Regions from separate parts of the Homo sapiens genome. Here region 1 is linked to region 2. The links are chromatin loops, found by intact Hi-C in ENCODE. Cell type or tissue: mammary epithelial cell. All regions are shown on one strand.

Region 1 (8,000 bases), 260 kb before region 2:
GAACAACCTACCTACCAGTTCAAGCACTGTCTAGCTCTCAACTTTCCTGGGAGAGCTGCTTTTGGCCACTGGAAGCACATCTCTTCCAAGACCCAGGAAGGAGGCTGGTGCCAGCCCTCAAGGTGGGCAGAGCCCTTTGAATAGAGAATTCCTGGGTCTCGGGCATCCCAGAGCGTGGTTTAGCTCAGAACAGTTCTGAAACTTGAGCAAGCATCGAAATCACCAACAGTGGTGTTAAAAAACTGACTACAGGAGCCATCCTTCAGAATTTTTGATTCAGGAGTTCTGAGTTGGGAGAAAAGAATGTGCATTTCTAGCAAATTCCTAGGTGATGTGATGCTACTGTTTGGAGGACCACATTCTGAGAACTACTGATCTAGAAAGAAGGGCTGCAGGCTCTGAGTGGGCATAGTTTCATTGCCCTCTGGGGAGGGGATCAGCTGAAGGAGAGTCAGGGCAGCGTCTTCTAAAACACGGGGCCCAGCGCAGGGTTCTCACGTCCAGCCTGACTTGGCCGTGGCAGAATATATACCAGGTGGCCTGGGAGACAGCAGGGTCTGATGTACAGTGAGGTGTCTGCGCCTTTCAGTGTAGCCATTCTTCAACACTGGAGTCCAGTCATTTGATCAGGAGACACATACTCCCTAGCAACAGACCAGCAAATTTCCTCCGACCAAGTCCAAGTGCCAGGGGGCACAAGGATGCTCTCATTTCTTCTATCGCCAGGCATGGGATGACACAGCGGCAGGGTCAGCTGAGGTTCCAGAGAGAACAGGGATTACTTTGTTCCCTTTGAGAAATACTAAATTCATTAGAGCACAGAACCTTTTTTTCTGGGGTGTCGTTTATTAACTTGCATCACATGCAAATATTTTGGGAACCGTATTACTGCCCTACTCTAACGGGGGTTCAGCCACCTCCCTCATCAAATTTTTAAAAAGGTAACCAGTGGTCAAATAAAGGATTTATTTTCTTACTTTCTCTAATTCAAGCTCAAAGATGTTAAATAAGTACACTGAAAACAGAACAGACTAAAACCAAAATGACATGGTTACATCACAGTGTTTATTGTCTGCACCTAAGCAGGCAGAAAGGTGATTCTGCAGGCGTTCCAATAAACTGAGCCTGGACTAATTGCAGTTTTGTCCAACAAACAAATTGTTTTTATTTTAAAATCTACTATAGTTATATTTTACAATGGGCATGCCAATGCAGTAGTAGTCTACTTTATTTCAAAAAAAATTCATGCATTCTTCCACTATGACTAAATGAAAATATCAAGATTTTAAAAAAATACCAAGTCTTGAATGATGTGCAAATAAACTAGTCAGTGTCAATGCACCCTCATCCCTACTCAAAAAGACTTCCTCTTCTTCAACTGCTTTTTCTTCCCAATTCCACAGGTCCCCATCAGCCAGAGCAAGAGCCGTCACACTGAGGAAGTGACTTTCTCAAGACCATGCAAGTGAATCCTGCCCTCCCCACCCGCTACCTAATCACCCATTTCTCCCAGACCTCTGGAAGAGCAGCGTGTAGGTGGTATGTGCCAGGAAGTGAAGGGTTAATGCACAGTTTGGCCTTTTGAAATAAAACCCCCTGAATTCGCTCAAGGACGTCCTTTAAATTCCTTTCCTCCAGCACTTTGCAAGCCCATAAATAGCTCCTCTTCAAATACATACTGAAAGCCCAACCTAATACAAGAGGTAAAACTGTTTCTGGGCTGAAGTGCTTATTGTATTTGCACAGGTCAGAGCTATAGTGTTCACTGTTGTCTCAGTTTAAATCAAAGACAAAGGATTCACATACAGCCATCCCATTCTTGAGATTCCCATAAAATGGGGGCATTTTTCTTCACCCATTGCAGCTGCACGTTAAGTACTAGAGGCTGTCTGTTCTTCAACAAGTACAGATTTGAAATGCTCAAATGCCCTGGTCAGAACAGCAATGGCACATTTAGAGGACACTTGAGCCAGGAATGAGAAAAAGGAAATGTTTCCCGCTCTGTTGACGGAACTTGCCTTAGATCACAGGCAAACAGTGATGGTGGCAGACAACAGTGGAAAGAAATCTTCCCTTAGGTGTCCTCTAAGAAGAGACTACATGTTATTTTTCATATGGACTTAGAACTAGAAGAGCTGTTTACATCTCATCTAATTCAACCCTGTAATTTTACAAATAAGAACATCTAGACCCAGCGTTTCCAAGCAGTTTGCCCTAGGTAGGTAGATACGTAGGAGGTATAGGTCCACTGCCAGGAACCAGGTTGTATTATCTGGATTACCAAGACTTCGTTATAAGCACATGTAGAGACCAATAAACGATTTAGACAATTCATACATAGAAGCTTCTGAATTCCTTCTTAAAATGTCAGGATGGTTATCTGAGGTGATTGGATGAACTGTGAGAAAAACATATTATAGACCCTTCGGACATAGTATATGGTTTTCCAGTAATCCTTGTGCTGTGGCTTGAATGTGTCCCCCAAAAAAACATGTGTTGGAAACATAATCCCCAATGCAATAGTGTTGGGATGTGGGCCCTAATAGGAGATATTTAGGTCATGGTGCCAACTATAGAAGGACTTCGGGCTTCAAGTCTTCAAGTTGTCTCTTTTTCTCTGTCTCTCTCTCTCTCGTGCTCTTTTGTTCTTCCACCATGGGATGACAGAGCAAGAACAGCAAGAAGGCCCTCACCAGGTGCTGTCACCTTGATAGGGGACTTCCCAGCCTCCAGAACTGTAAGAAGTTAACCTCTGTTCTTTATAAATTACCCAGTCTATGGTACTCTATTATAGCAGCACAAAACAGATTAAGACAGCTTGTAACAGTCTCTTCTGTTTTTCTCTACATTCCTAATGAATTTTTTTTAAAGCAAAAGAATGATTTTATGACTTTTTTCCAGTCCTTTATATGAGCATTCTCAGATTCATAGCTTGTTTCTTTTGGGTTCTGTTCACATTAGTAATGCCTCTTGCCTGTGGCATAAAGTAAATCTGGACATAACAAGTCTCCAACGCTAGTGAAAAAGAAACACAACTCTGTAGATTATTGAATTAATTGCTGCCCTGAAGGAAAAAAAAAATCCCCTGATGTCTTGTGGCAGCAGTCGACACAGATGGCCCGCTAAAGACAAAAACTTCTGTGGACTGGGAAGAGTCTCCTTCAGAAACACAGCTTCCATTATTTCAAGAGGGCATTTAAGGACACTTACTCCTGGCTTCTGGACTTTGCCGGGCGGAATTATTGTTTGCCTAGTGGCGCTGTCCACTAGAGGGAGTCAGGGTCCTTCCACGGAACTCTACAGGGAAGAACTTCAAACGAATGCAGCCATCTGAAATACAATGACGGGAGCAAGGAGGGGATAAGGGTGTCACTTCTACCTGGGACACATCTCACTTTGGAGAGCACTTTATTCATGGATGTGTTTCTTCCTTTGACAGATCATCACTGAGGGGAGATACAGTGTATTAGACAATAGGGAACACTACATCAACACTCACAGAAGGGCCAGCCTTACTCTCATTCTGGAATAATGCATGGAAGATAGAAACTAGGAAGCCTGCAAACTCGGTTTACTAGTTGAAAATTGGTCAACTTTCATCTGACTTACCTAAGTGATAACCTAAGCAGGTGTCAACAGCAGTTGCTTGATATCTCTGGCTTCAAACATCCTCAAAAATAGCTAACATTTCAACAAGCAAGCAAAGCAAGAGCCCCTTATCTCTTCAAAAGTATAACTGCTGCCTGTAGCCAATTCCTGCAGTTCAGTGTCAAAGAGACCCTTCTTTTTTCTCTTTTTCTTTAAGAAGAAAAGGATCTCACTATGTTGCCCAGACTGGACTCTGGACTTGAGCTCCTGGACTCACACAATCCTTGAGGCCTAATCTCATTCCCAAGTAGCTGGGACTATAGGCTCAAGCCACTGTACCTAGCCACAAAGAGACATTTCTTGTGGTCTTCAAGAATCCCCTATTATGATAAAATGCCCTAGAGGTCCAGCATGGTGGCTTACACCTGTAGTTCCAGCAATTTGTGAGCCCGAGGTGGGTGGATCACTTGAGCCCAGGAGCTCAAGACAAGCCTGAGCAACATGAAAAAACCCTATCTGTAGAAAAAATACAAAAATTAGCTGGGTGTGTTGGCATGTGCTTGTAGTCACAGCTACTCAGGAGGCTGAGGTGGGAGGACTGCATGAGCCTGGGACGTAGAGGTTGTAGTGAGCTAAGATCACACCACTGTACTCCAGCCTGGGCAACAGAGCAAAACTCTATCTCAATAAAATAAAATAAAATGCCCCAGACATATGGGGGAAAGTATTTGTTATAGTATTATTTACAATAGCAAAATTGGAAAGGTCTATATCAAAGGAATGGTAGAGTAAATTATGATGAAGCCACATAATACAATATGATGAATCCTTTAAAATCATGCTTCAATAATAACTTCAGTGACTTGGGAAATAATTATAAATTAGTGTCAAGTGAAAAATAGCATATTAAAGAACTGATGTACAAAATGATCTCAATTATTGTAATTTTTTTAAAGCAAAGGTACCAAAAGTCTAAGACAAATATCTCTGAAAGGTAGGATTACAGATGAATTTACATCATGCCTCCAATGTTTTTGTATTTAAAAACACTATTAAAATAAATGTTTTTAAAATTTATAACTGGAAAGAAGTAATTTTGGATTTATATACCAATACTCCTGAAAAAATGGCAACAGACTTTTTTTGGTTCTCTATAAATTTTGCTAGTGAGCTACAGGATTATACCAACTGCATTGTTAACAGTCATTCTGGAACTCACCTAGAGATAGGCTGTACAGAAAGGGAAAAACTGCAGGTTACCAGGATCTGGAATAAGTTGAATCAGAAAGGAAAGGTTATAAAAATTTGGGGAAGGGAGATGGGATTCATCAATAGGCAGATGTGTGTAAAGAAATTAAGTAAATCAAGATTACAACAAATGGGCATAAAACCACTTGGACATAGGGAAAGTTGTAGAGGTGAAGACAGAGTGCTCTGTCTTAAGTAAATGTCAGGAGGGCCCACAGCTGAGTAAGAGCTTAGTGCCGTGGAGAAATCCTGAAACCATTCCCGCTGTCATCCTCACATTGCCCTGAAGACACAACCCACACTGTGCACCGTGGGGGGAAATGGAAACCATGAAATTGACCACATCAGCCACGTAGACTAATCGCTAGACTTTGAACTTGTAAATGTTCCTATGATGCTCTCCAACTTTCTTATCTTTTTGTCATGGACCTTGTTTGCCTGCCTAGACTTAAAAATTGTAAATGATTAACTGGTGGAAATGAAATTCCTAGTCCTTTTGGTGGTTTCCCCAAACAGATACTTTCCCTTAACAGCCAATAGTGGGTTTTTGTGTGTGGTTTTTTTGTTTGTTTGTTTGTTTGTTTGTTTGAGAAACTTATCTTCCAAATTGCTAAAATTGGTCCTTTTGGAAAAAGTATATATATTTATTTAGCTCAAGGAATTGTTGTTATTGCTTCAGGGCAACACAGAACGGCATAGTCACAGTTCCTCAGTGCAATTACCACAGTCTTATTTGGAGCCTGATTTAGCAACCAGCGTGGGAGCCAAGGCAAACAGAAAACCATGAGAAGATGCTTCCCCTTGGGGAAGAAAAAAAGGACACATTTTAGACATTATGAGAGGGAAAGAGACACTGTCCTTCATATGCCTGGAAACCCTGGAGAACTGGAGCTATCACAATCATAGTGCACCAAGTGGGAACTGTCTGTATGACAGATTCTCCGAGGAGATAGCACAATGTTTTTGTAAATGTATGACAAGAAGCAGCAGCCCAAATAGAAGGGACATGTTGAACATCCCTAATCTGAAAGTCCAAAATCTGAACTGCTCTAAAATTTGAAACTTTTTGAGCACCAATGTGACTCTACAAGTGGAAAATTATGCACCTGACATCATGTGATGAATTCTAGTCAAAACTCAGTCAGTACTTTGTTTCATGCACAAATTGTTTAAAATATTGTATAAAACTACCTCCAGGTTATGATATAAGGTGAATATAAAACATAAATAAATGTTGTGTTTAGATTTGGGTCCCACCCTATTCCAAAATTTAAAAAAATCCAAAATCTGAAACACTTCAGCATTTCAAATAAGGGATTCTCAACCTGTGTTAAGCCATTTACTATGTCTCAATTAGATTAGCCAAAACAGCCTCTTTGAAGCCACTGTTTAGAATATTACACCTTCCATAACTTGGAATTATTTGAATTCCAAGCCTTTAAATGTTGGGTTTTTTAAAATTAAGTACTTAATTAAGTACTTTGAATTAAGTACTGTAAGTACTTAATTTTTTACTTAAGTACTATACTATAATATACTTAATTCAAAAAAATTAAGTACTATAAGTACTTTGAATTAAGTATTAGAGCATAGAAAAACTTTCAACCATGCCCACTGTCTTAGCTCAGATTTCCTAGAAGCAGATCCTAAAATGAGGATCTTATTCAGTGACTTATTGGCTTGTACCCTCAGAAAAGGCCGGGCACAGTGGCTCACGCCTATAATCCCAATGGTTTGGGAGGCCAAGGTGGGCAGATCACTTGAAATCAGGACCTGAGACCAGCCTGGCCAACATGGTGAGACCCCATCTCTACTAAAAATACAAAAATTAGCCAGGCGTGCTGGCACACGCCTGTAATCCCAGCTACTCGTGAGGCTGAAGTAGGAGATTCACTTGAACCCAGGAAGCAGAGGTTTTAGTGAACCGAGATCGCACCACTGCACTCCAGTCTGTGCGACAGAGCAAGACTACATCTCAAAAAAGAAAGAAAGAAAGGAGAATAAGAGAAAAGGGGAGGTTTGGGGTTGGGGAAGCTAAGCGAGAATGTAGTCTCCGATGGAGACCGCATGGGGACACCCTGGAGTACATTGCACCAGAGCTGCATCCTACCTTGAGGTGAAGGGGCTGGTTTGAGCTTGTCCAACGTCCGCCAAGGCCTGTTAGGGTGGGTGGGTGGGTTATGCAAGGCTCCTAGGTCTGACAGGGGGAATGGGGGATTCTTTAGAATGGAGGCAGCTGTGAGTTGTTAGAAGATACAGGCTGATGAGCTGGCACGTGGAGAGAATGTAATTGGGGCAGCAACGGCCTCTACTCTATCAAGCAGCCATAACTACAAAAGCATCAGGCTGTAAACCAAAAAGTGTCTGAGACAGGTCTCAATCAGTTTACAAGTTTATTTTGCCAAAGTTAAGGATGCACTGGGGAGACAGGTCTGTCCCTTTCTCCAAAGATGATGTTGAGGGTTTTAGTTTTAAAGGGGAAAAGCAGGCTAGAGGAAAAGCGGGAGGCCGTGGTAATCTACAGGTTGCAAGAGAAAAGGAGCAGGTAGGGGAAGAGGCAGTGACACATGCTCCTGAGCTCAGTAAATCGGCACTTCTCACAAGATAAAATGAACATAGAGTTGCTCCCTGTGGAGATAGTTAACCTTTTATCTGTAGCTGTCTACTTAGGAACAAAAGGGAAAGTATCTTCTTGCATGATTCAGCTTTCAGCTTACTTTTTTTTCTTTTGGGAGCATGAATTGGGGTCCTGGGTTTTTATTTTTCTTTTATAAGGCTGTGCCCTGATAGTAGCTTGGCAGAGCAGCGGCTGAAGACGATAGGAAGCTACTGTAGACATTCGCTAAAACCCATTCCTATCTTACCAGAAAGTCCTTCCTGTCCTGGCAGTTTAGAAAATGAAGTTAAAGCCACAGTAAGATTCTCAGGGAGCGTGAGTCAGACAGCGGTAGAGAGGTGCTTGCTAGGCTCTTCCAAGCTTGGTAACATCAAACAAGTTACTCACTTTCTCTTAACCTCGATTTCTCATTTATAAATTAATAAATATAAATACCTGTATTAGTAGAGATAATAACACTACCTTAGTATGTGGTAAGTATTAAGCAAGACCTTATATGTTAACGAGCTTAGCCCAGTACCTAGCACATAGTAAAGGCTCTATAATT
Region 2 (8,000 bases):
TCTCATATAGGAAGATTATCAATTGATAATAATTAATAATGATTCTAAATAAGGTGTTCAACAAAAGCTATTTATACTTATTTTTCCATGAAACTATTTTAGCTTTCTAATAAATGGAAGGGGTTCACTTGAATATTTGATAGTTTGGAGGGTTTTAATAAGTGTAATATTTCTACTTCCTCTTTCAACCTTCATTCCAGAATATTTCATTAAATACTAAATCCTGTCATTAAGCCCAAGAAAAACAATTTGGTTTAAAACAATGTCTTTTGAAGAGAAATCATATACACTTAAAATGTTTCCAGCAAAATTCTTTGAGGTCTTGGCATAGTTTCAAAAGCTGCTAACGTTTCAAAGGGTCACCATTATCTTTCCTCTCCCATTTTTACCCTTTCCTAAGACCTTAAACACACTCATTCTTCTCTAGTTAACACAGTACTGTCTCAGTATAAGAAATCACTATTTCCTCACACATCTATGTTCATAGCAGCACTATTCACAATAGCCAAGAAGCGGGTGCAATCCAGTTGTCCATCCATAGATGATTGGATAAGCAAAATGTGATATATACATACAGTGGAGTATTATTCAGCCTCAAACAGGAAGGAAATCCTCTCACATAGTACAACATGGATGAACCTTGAGGACATTATGCTAAGTGAAATAAGCCAGTCACACAAAGACAAATACTATATGATTCCACTCTTATGAGTAGTAGGTAAACTCATAGAAACCAGAAAACAGAATGGCAGTTGCCAGGGGCTGGTTGGAGGGGAGGAGGAAATGAGTTGTTAAATGGGTATAGAGCAAGCTTGTCCAACCTGTGGCCTTATGAGCCACATGCAGTCCAACACAAATTTGCAAACCTTCTTAAAACATTATGAGATTTTTGGTATGTAATTTTTTTTTTTTAGCTCATCAGCTATAGTTTGTGTTAGTGTATTTTATGTGTGGCCCAAGATAATTTTTCTTCTTCCAATGTAGCCCAGGGAAGCCCAAAGATTGGATACCCGTGGTAGGGAGTTTCAGTTTTGCAAGATGAAAAAGTTCTAGAGATCTGTTGCACTCAGTGTGAAATACTTAACACCACTGAATGGTACACTTAAAGATGGTTAAGATGATACACTTTGTGTTCTGTGTTTTTAACCACAATTGTAAGTATATAAATATATAAGAAATTACTATTTGCTCAGAGAGGATTTTCATTCCCAAAGTGTATTTGACTTAAACATTTCCCATTGTGGTGAGAAAGGAATGGAAACCTGTTGTCTCATAGTATCTTAAAAATAGCACATGCACCCATTTTTTCTTTACTAAGCTTCATAGGTGTTAAATAATTGATCCTGTCAAACTTGATTGGTTTTTTTTGTTTTGTTTTGAGACAGAGTCTGGGTCTGTTGCCGAGGCTGGAGTGCAGGGTCGTGATCTTGGCTCACTGCAGCCTCTGCCTCCTGGGTTCAAGCAATTCTCCCATGTCAGCCTCCCAAGTAGCTGGGATTACAGGCATCCACCACCACACCCAGCTAATTGTTGTTTTTTTAGTAGAGACAGGGTTTCACCATGTTGGCCAGGCTAGTCTTGAACTCCTGGCCTCAAGTGATCTACCTGCCTCAGCCTCCCAAAGTGCTGGGATTACAGGCGTGAACCACTGTGCCCAGCCATTGATTGGGTTTTAGAAGCTCCCAGTTTTCAGGCAGGAGAATTTTAAAATTGAAATTCGAAAGGAATTAAGCACTATATTTCTTAAAAGAGTATTGAAAATTGCAATTAACTCATACCCATGCTCACCCGGGGAAATATTAATTCTCATCAAATGAGGTGGAAGATTCGTTTTGGATAAAGAGTAAAGCACTTGGAAAGAAGGGGATACATATGTGGTACAGGCTGAATATTTATGTGAAATGCTTGGGACCAGAAGTATTTGCGATTTCATGTGCATAATGAGATTTGCATATACACAATGAGATGGGACCCAAGGCAAAACACAAAATCCATTTATATTTTATATACACCTTATACACATAATCTGAAGGTAATTTTATCCAATATTTTACATACTTTTGTGCATGAAACAAAGTTTGTATTAAGTATTTATGTGTGGAATTTTCCACTTGTGCAGTCATGTCAGAGCTCAAATAGTTCTGAATTTTGGAGCATTTCAGACTTTCAGATCAGGAAGGCACGACCTGTATAAAAAACAGAGTAACTTCTAGTATTCTTGCTTCTCTGCTCTTCTCTCTTGCTCAGCCAATGCCGTGATCCATTTCTGTTGTGTGGGTGTTTAAGGCAGAGGCAAAGTGACTGAAGTCTCTGTTTCAGATCCTCCCACATGCAACATTTAAGAATCTGGCATTTAACTCATTTCCTAACCTGTTAGTGGTACACACAGACTTTAGGAAGCTGAATACATCCTCTTCTGCACTGGAGTCTGTGAGAAGGTTGGAGGCAGGAAGGCTGAAACTGACCTTCATCAGTTATTTTCTACCCTCATTCCACTGCTACCCTCCCTGGGGTCTCTTTCTTAAGTGTCATTTTGGTGGAGAAGGGGATGGTTTCTCCACCTCCCAAATAGAAGAAGTATTTCATGATGTATTAGTTCGTAGTTTCTTCGGTTTATGTTGGTCTCCTAACAGAGTTCCAAAAAGCAGCATTGTCCCCTCTGATCCGCGGTTTTGCTTTCTGCAGCTTTCATTACCCACAGTCAACTGTGATCCAAAAATATTAATTAGAAAATTTTAGAAATCAACAATTGATAAGTTTTTAATTGCATGCTGTTCTGAGTAGTGTCGTGAGATCTTTCACTACCCTGCTCCATCCCTCCTGGGACATGAATCACCACTTTGTCTAGTGTATCCTGAGTTACAGATGTCACCTGCCCCTGAGTCACTCAGTAGCCATGCCATCTCAGTTATCAGATCAACTATGAAGAAATCACAGTGCTTGTGTTCAAGTCACCCTCATTGTACTTAATAATTGCCTCAAAGTGCAAAAGTTGTGATGCTGGCATAGTGTTATAATTGCCCTACGTTTAGTTATTATCGTTCATCTCATATGTGCCTAATTTATAAACTTTATCATAATTATCTATGTATAGGGAAAAACATAATATATACAGGATTCGTTACTATCAGAGGTTTCAGGCCTCCACTGAGGTAGTCTTGAAATGCATCCTTTACAGCTAAGGTGGACTGCTGGATAGACCCTTTTTTCTTTTTGTTAATGGATGGGGTCTTGCTCCAACCTAGCAGGTTGGAATGCAGTGGCGCAATCATGGCTCACTGTAGCCTCGAACTCATGGGCTCAAGCCATCTTCCCACTTCAGCCTCTCGAGTAGCTGGGCCCAAGCCACCACACTGGCTAATTTTTTAATTTTTTGTAGAGACAGGGTCTCACTATGTTGCCCAGGCTAGTCTCAAACTCCTGGCCGCAAGTGATCCTCCCACCTCGGCCTCCCAAAGTGCTAGGATTATAATCATGAGGCATCTCACCCGGCCTAGACTTTCTGTTTGTGTCAATTCAGTTTCATTCATTCATTTGACAAATATTTATTATTTAAGATATACTAGGCAGTGGCCCTTTACAGTACAGTGCATGTCTATTTAGTATGACCCTTTAGTATCCTAGATATTAGCCCTTTAAAAATCAAGAAGTATCTCAAACATGACTCCAGACTTAAATTGAATGATGATTTTTTTAAGAGATGGGTCTTGTTATGTTGCCCAGGCTTGAGTGTAGTAGCTATTCACAAGCACAATCACAGTCTCGAACTCCCTGGTCTCAAGCAATCCTCCCGCCTCAGCCTCTTGAGTAGCTGGGACTATAAGCACCCAGCTAAAATGATGATCCTGATCACCAACTAGATACTAGATATATAATGAGGCATGTTTTTAAAAATTACACAGATTCTTGCATCATTTATGGCAATAAACAAACCAGCCATCTTTCAAGTGTGATATTTCCCAAAGTACCCATGGAGGTGCTGGCACGAGCTTGCTCACAAGCAATCTACCCTGACCTTGAACACTCACCCCTGTTACCCAGCTCTTGTCTAGGGCTCCCCTATACAGACCCCAGGACAGGCTACTGTTGGAGCAGCCGAAATATACAAGGCCTCCAGCCTGGGCCTGCTGGGAGCAGGGGCTGGTGCCTCAGGGCATCCTGACTGGCTGGCTGGTTTCCATCCATTTTGCCTTGGCCCATGGACACTCCTGCCTGCTCACTTGACTTCGGGACCTGAGCTGACACCACAGCCATAGGCCCTTGGCATTTCCAGTCTGCTTCTGGCTTTGTGCCCTGTCTCCATGATCCACTGCTGCTCAAGCCCAAGCTTGACAGTCGTGACTAATTGGGGCAGGTCACCCTTTCAGCTCCAAGGTGATATCCCATCTACCTCCCTCTAGCTTGTCTGTCTCAAACAAAGGCATTTTCTTCTAACCCCCAGCAACCTCAGAATGACTCCTACTGTATGTACATTTACTTCCTAAACTATAAAAGCTAACAGAGAAAGAAATTTCCTTTATGTTCCTTAGAAACAAATGGGAGCAAATTTACTAGAAATCACCTTGCAGTTTCATCCAACCTCTTACTGTCTATGTTATCAACACATCATTTTACCTCTCTGGAACTCAAACTTAAAATGCAAGCACTAAGCTAACCCACTGCTGCTAGCTCTCCTGGTATAATACTGGAAGGAGGAGGTTAAGAGCATAGGCTTTGCAGATAGTCAGGTCTGTGTTTGAGATTTCCAATTTTCTTTCTCTTTTTCTCTCTTTCTTTTCCTTCCTTCGTTCCTTCCCTCCCTCTCTCTCTCCCTTTCATCTTTCTTTATTTCTTTCTTCTTTCTTTTCCTTCTTTCTTTCTTTCCTTCTTTCTTTCTTTCTTTCTTCTTTCTTTCTTTCTTTCTTTCTTTCTTTCTTTCTTTCTTTCTTTCTTTCTTTCTTAATGGGGGAGTGCAGCAACATGATCAGACTGGAGTGTAGTGGTGTGATCTCGACTCACTGCAAACTCAGCCTCCAGGGTTCCAGTAATCCACCCACCTCAGCCTCCAGGGCTCCAGCAATCCACCCATCTCAGCCTCTGAGTAGCTTGGGACACAGGCACATGCCACTTATGCCCAGCTAATTTTTTTTATTTTTGGTAGAGACGGGGTCTCATCATGTTGCCCAGCCTGGAAATTGACTAACTTTCAACCATGGACAAGTGGTTTAACCTCTCTGAACTTCCATTAAACAGAGATAATACCTACCTCATAGTGTTGTTTTGAGAATTAAATGAGACACTATATGTGCAGTTCTTACCAAATAGTATTAATCAACACACAGATAAAATATATAAATACATAGTTACATGTAAATATTTAGTGCTTACTTTTTTTAATCATTCATCTCTGGATACCTTCTCTTTCATCTCAGTCCTTGCTACTTCACAGCATACTTTAAGAAATAGTTACATGTTTCTATGGCCAGGTAATATTTGTCAGAACCTTGTTTTTTTTTTTTAATCAGGGTACAAAATTTTAGTTTTTAAAGTTACCTTTATCAAATCTATGGTTAAAATAGTTGTGGAGCTGCTCTAATTTGAACAGAACTTATTTTTTTTAAGTACAGATTATTTTGGCAACCATTTTCTGATCTGATTACAATAAAAATTTTTAAAAGAAGTTCCAGTTTTATTGCCAGCCACGGTGGCTCACACCTGTAATCCCCACACTTTGGGATGCCAAGGTAGGAGGATTGCCTGAGCAGGAGTTGGAGACCAGCTGGGGCAAAAATCCCATCTCTACTTTAAAGAAAAGAAAAGAAAAAAAAAGTTTCAGTTTTTGCTTTTGGGTTTTTGTTTTTTGTTTTTGGGGATTTTTTTTCTGAGACAGGGTCTCACTCTGTCACTGGAATGCAGTGGCATAATCATGACTTACTGCAATCTCCACCTCCAGGGTTCAAGCAATTCTCCCACTTCAGCCTCTCCAGTAGCTGGGACAACAGGCATGTGCCACAATCCCCAGCTAATTTTTTTTTAGTAGAGACAAGGTCTCACTGTGTTGCCCAGGCTGGTCTCAACCTCCTGAGCTCAAGCGATCCTCCTACCTTGGCCTCCCAAAGAGGACAAGATTATGGGTGCAAGCTACAACACCCAGCCAGAAGTTCCAGTTTTTAATCTGGAAGCCAGAATAACTTGGTAAATCATTTCCACACTGAGGGAAGAAACCATCAAAGACGTATTCATTTAGTGTCCCAAGTTCATGAACGCTTTATACAGTATCTTTCAAGTCAGGCACCAATAAAGAAAGTGTGCCCACAGACAGGGGAACAGAGAGAGTTTTAATCTCATCAAAACTCTACTCGGTGATGTCAACAATTAAGACCTACTATGTTCCACCCTTCTTTTCCAATTAGAGGCAAAGAAGTAAAATATTGAAGCCAATACTCAGAACTCAAGTAATTCTGATAGCTACAACATTGAGCTATAATTCCAGGCTCAGTGGATCCTTTCCAGGCCTGGCTCTATTTATCTAAGAAACTAAGAGAGACAAACAGGCCTCCTCCTCAGCACAGCTATGATGAATATTTAATTAGCTAATAATACAAAGTAAATGTATCATCAATAGCAAATGAGATGCTTATAATTAACTTGGGACAAAGAAGTAGAAATCAAGAAATAGCCTGAATCTGGGCAGGGTGGCTCGTGCCTATAATCCCAGTGCTTTTGGAGGCCAAGGCAGGAGGATTGCTTGAAGCCAGGAGTTTGAGACCAGCCTGGGCAACATGGCGAGAATCTGTCTCTACAAAAAAATTTAAAAAATTAAAAAAAAAATTAGCTGGGCATGGTGGCACACACCTGTAGTCCCAGCTGCTCAGGAAGCTGAGATGGGAGGATCACTTGAGCCCAGGAGTTCAAGGCTGCAGTGAGCTATGATTGCGCCACTGCACTCAAGCCTGGTTGACACAGCAGACTCGGTCTCTTAAAAAAAAGTAGCCTGAGATGGTTATTTTCATCATAAACTGCCTTTTTCTCTGAGGCAAGGCTGTTAAACTGCTAGCATTTGGAAAGGCCTATGGCCAAGTCAAATGTCCCTGGAATTTACATAAGGTCCAGGGCAGACTTGTTCAGCATGAGACAAATGGGACAAGATCAGGTGGTGAACAGAAGCTCCAGAAGGCCATGCTTATGTGCAGCACACCGTTCATTCATTCCTACTGTGGCGATGATATTGTGGCTCTCCAAAGACTTCCACATCATCATCCTTAGAATCTGTGACTATGTTGCCTTACCTGGCAAAATGGACTTTCCAGATGTGCGATTTAAGTTAAGGATCTTGAGATGGAGAGATTGTCCTTGATTAGCTGGGTGAGTCCAGCGTAACCTCCTTATAAGAGAAGGAGGAACCCGGGTGTGGTGGCACATTCCTGTAATCCCAGCTACGCAGGAGGCTGAGGCAGGAGAATTGCTTGAACCCGGGAAGGCGGAGGTTGCAGTGAGCTGAGATCGCGCTATTGCACTCCAGCCTGGGCAACAAGAGCGAAACTCCATCTCAAAAAATAAATAAATAGAGAGAGAGAGAGAGAAGGAGAGTTAGACTCAGAGAAGGAGATGAGATGGCAGAAGTGAGGTCAGAGTCATAGACAGAAATTTGAAGATGCTTCACTGCTGGCTGTGAAGACGGAAGAAGCGGACATGAGCCAAGAAATGCAAGAAGTCTCTGGAACCTGGAAAAAGCAGGGAAAGGGTCTCCCCTGCAGCCTTTAAAAGGAAAGCAGTTCTGCTGACACTTTGACTTTAGCCTAATGAAGGCCGTTTTGGATTTCTGACTTCCAGAGATATCGTAATAAACTTGTGTTGTTTTCAGTCACTAAATGTGTGCTATTTTGTTGCAGCGGCAATAAGAAACTAATACCTCTAAGTGGCAGAGAGTCAAAGATGAAAAAGACACATTCCTCCTGTGGGCATTTGTTTAAAAAATATTTATCGGGTTGCTCAAAGTCGCATGATAGCTGATGCTTATC

The links. Peaks named below come from ENCODE experiments on the same cell type or tissue, not always from the same donor. Only the 100,000 strongest peaks of a DNase experiment are listed, where the experiment ranks them.
Region 1: a loop joins it to region 2, with 5 times the contacts of the local background. A loop is called at or near these places in 3 of 110 quality-filtered maps.

The regions. Positions count from the first base shown.
Region 1 is chr10:25,076,430-25,084,429 of GRCh38, reverse strand. No RefSeq gene overlaps it. Among named protein-coding and RNA genes, the nearest start is that of LINC01516, 33 kb to the left of the region's middle. In mammary epithelial cell, a CTCF peak has its summit at 3,268 (motif pointing right); a DNase peak (open chromatin) is centred at 3,269.
Region 2 is chr10:24,817,068-24,825,067 of GRCh38, reverse strand. No RefSeq gene overlaps it. Among named protein-coding and RNA genes, the nearest start is that of ARHGAP21, 97 kb to the right of the region's middle. In mammary epithelial cell, no CTCF peak of the experiment used is centred here; DNase peaks (open chromatin) are centred at 737, 2,857 and 4,337; H3K27ac peaks cover 4,052 bases.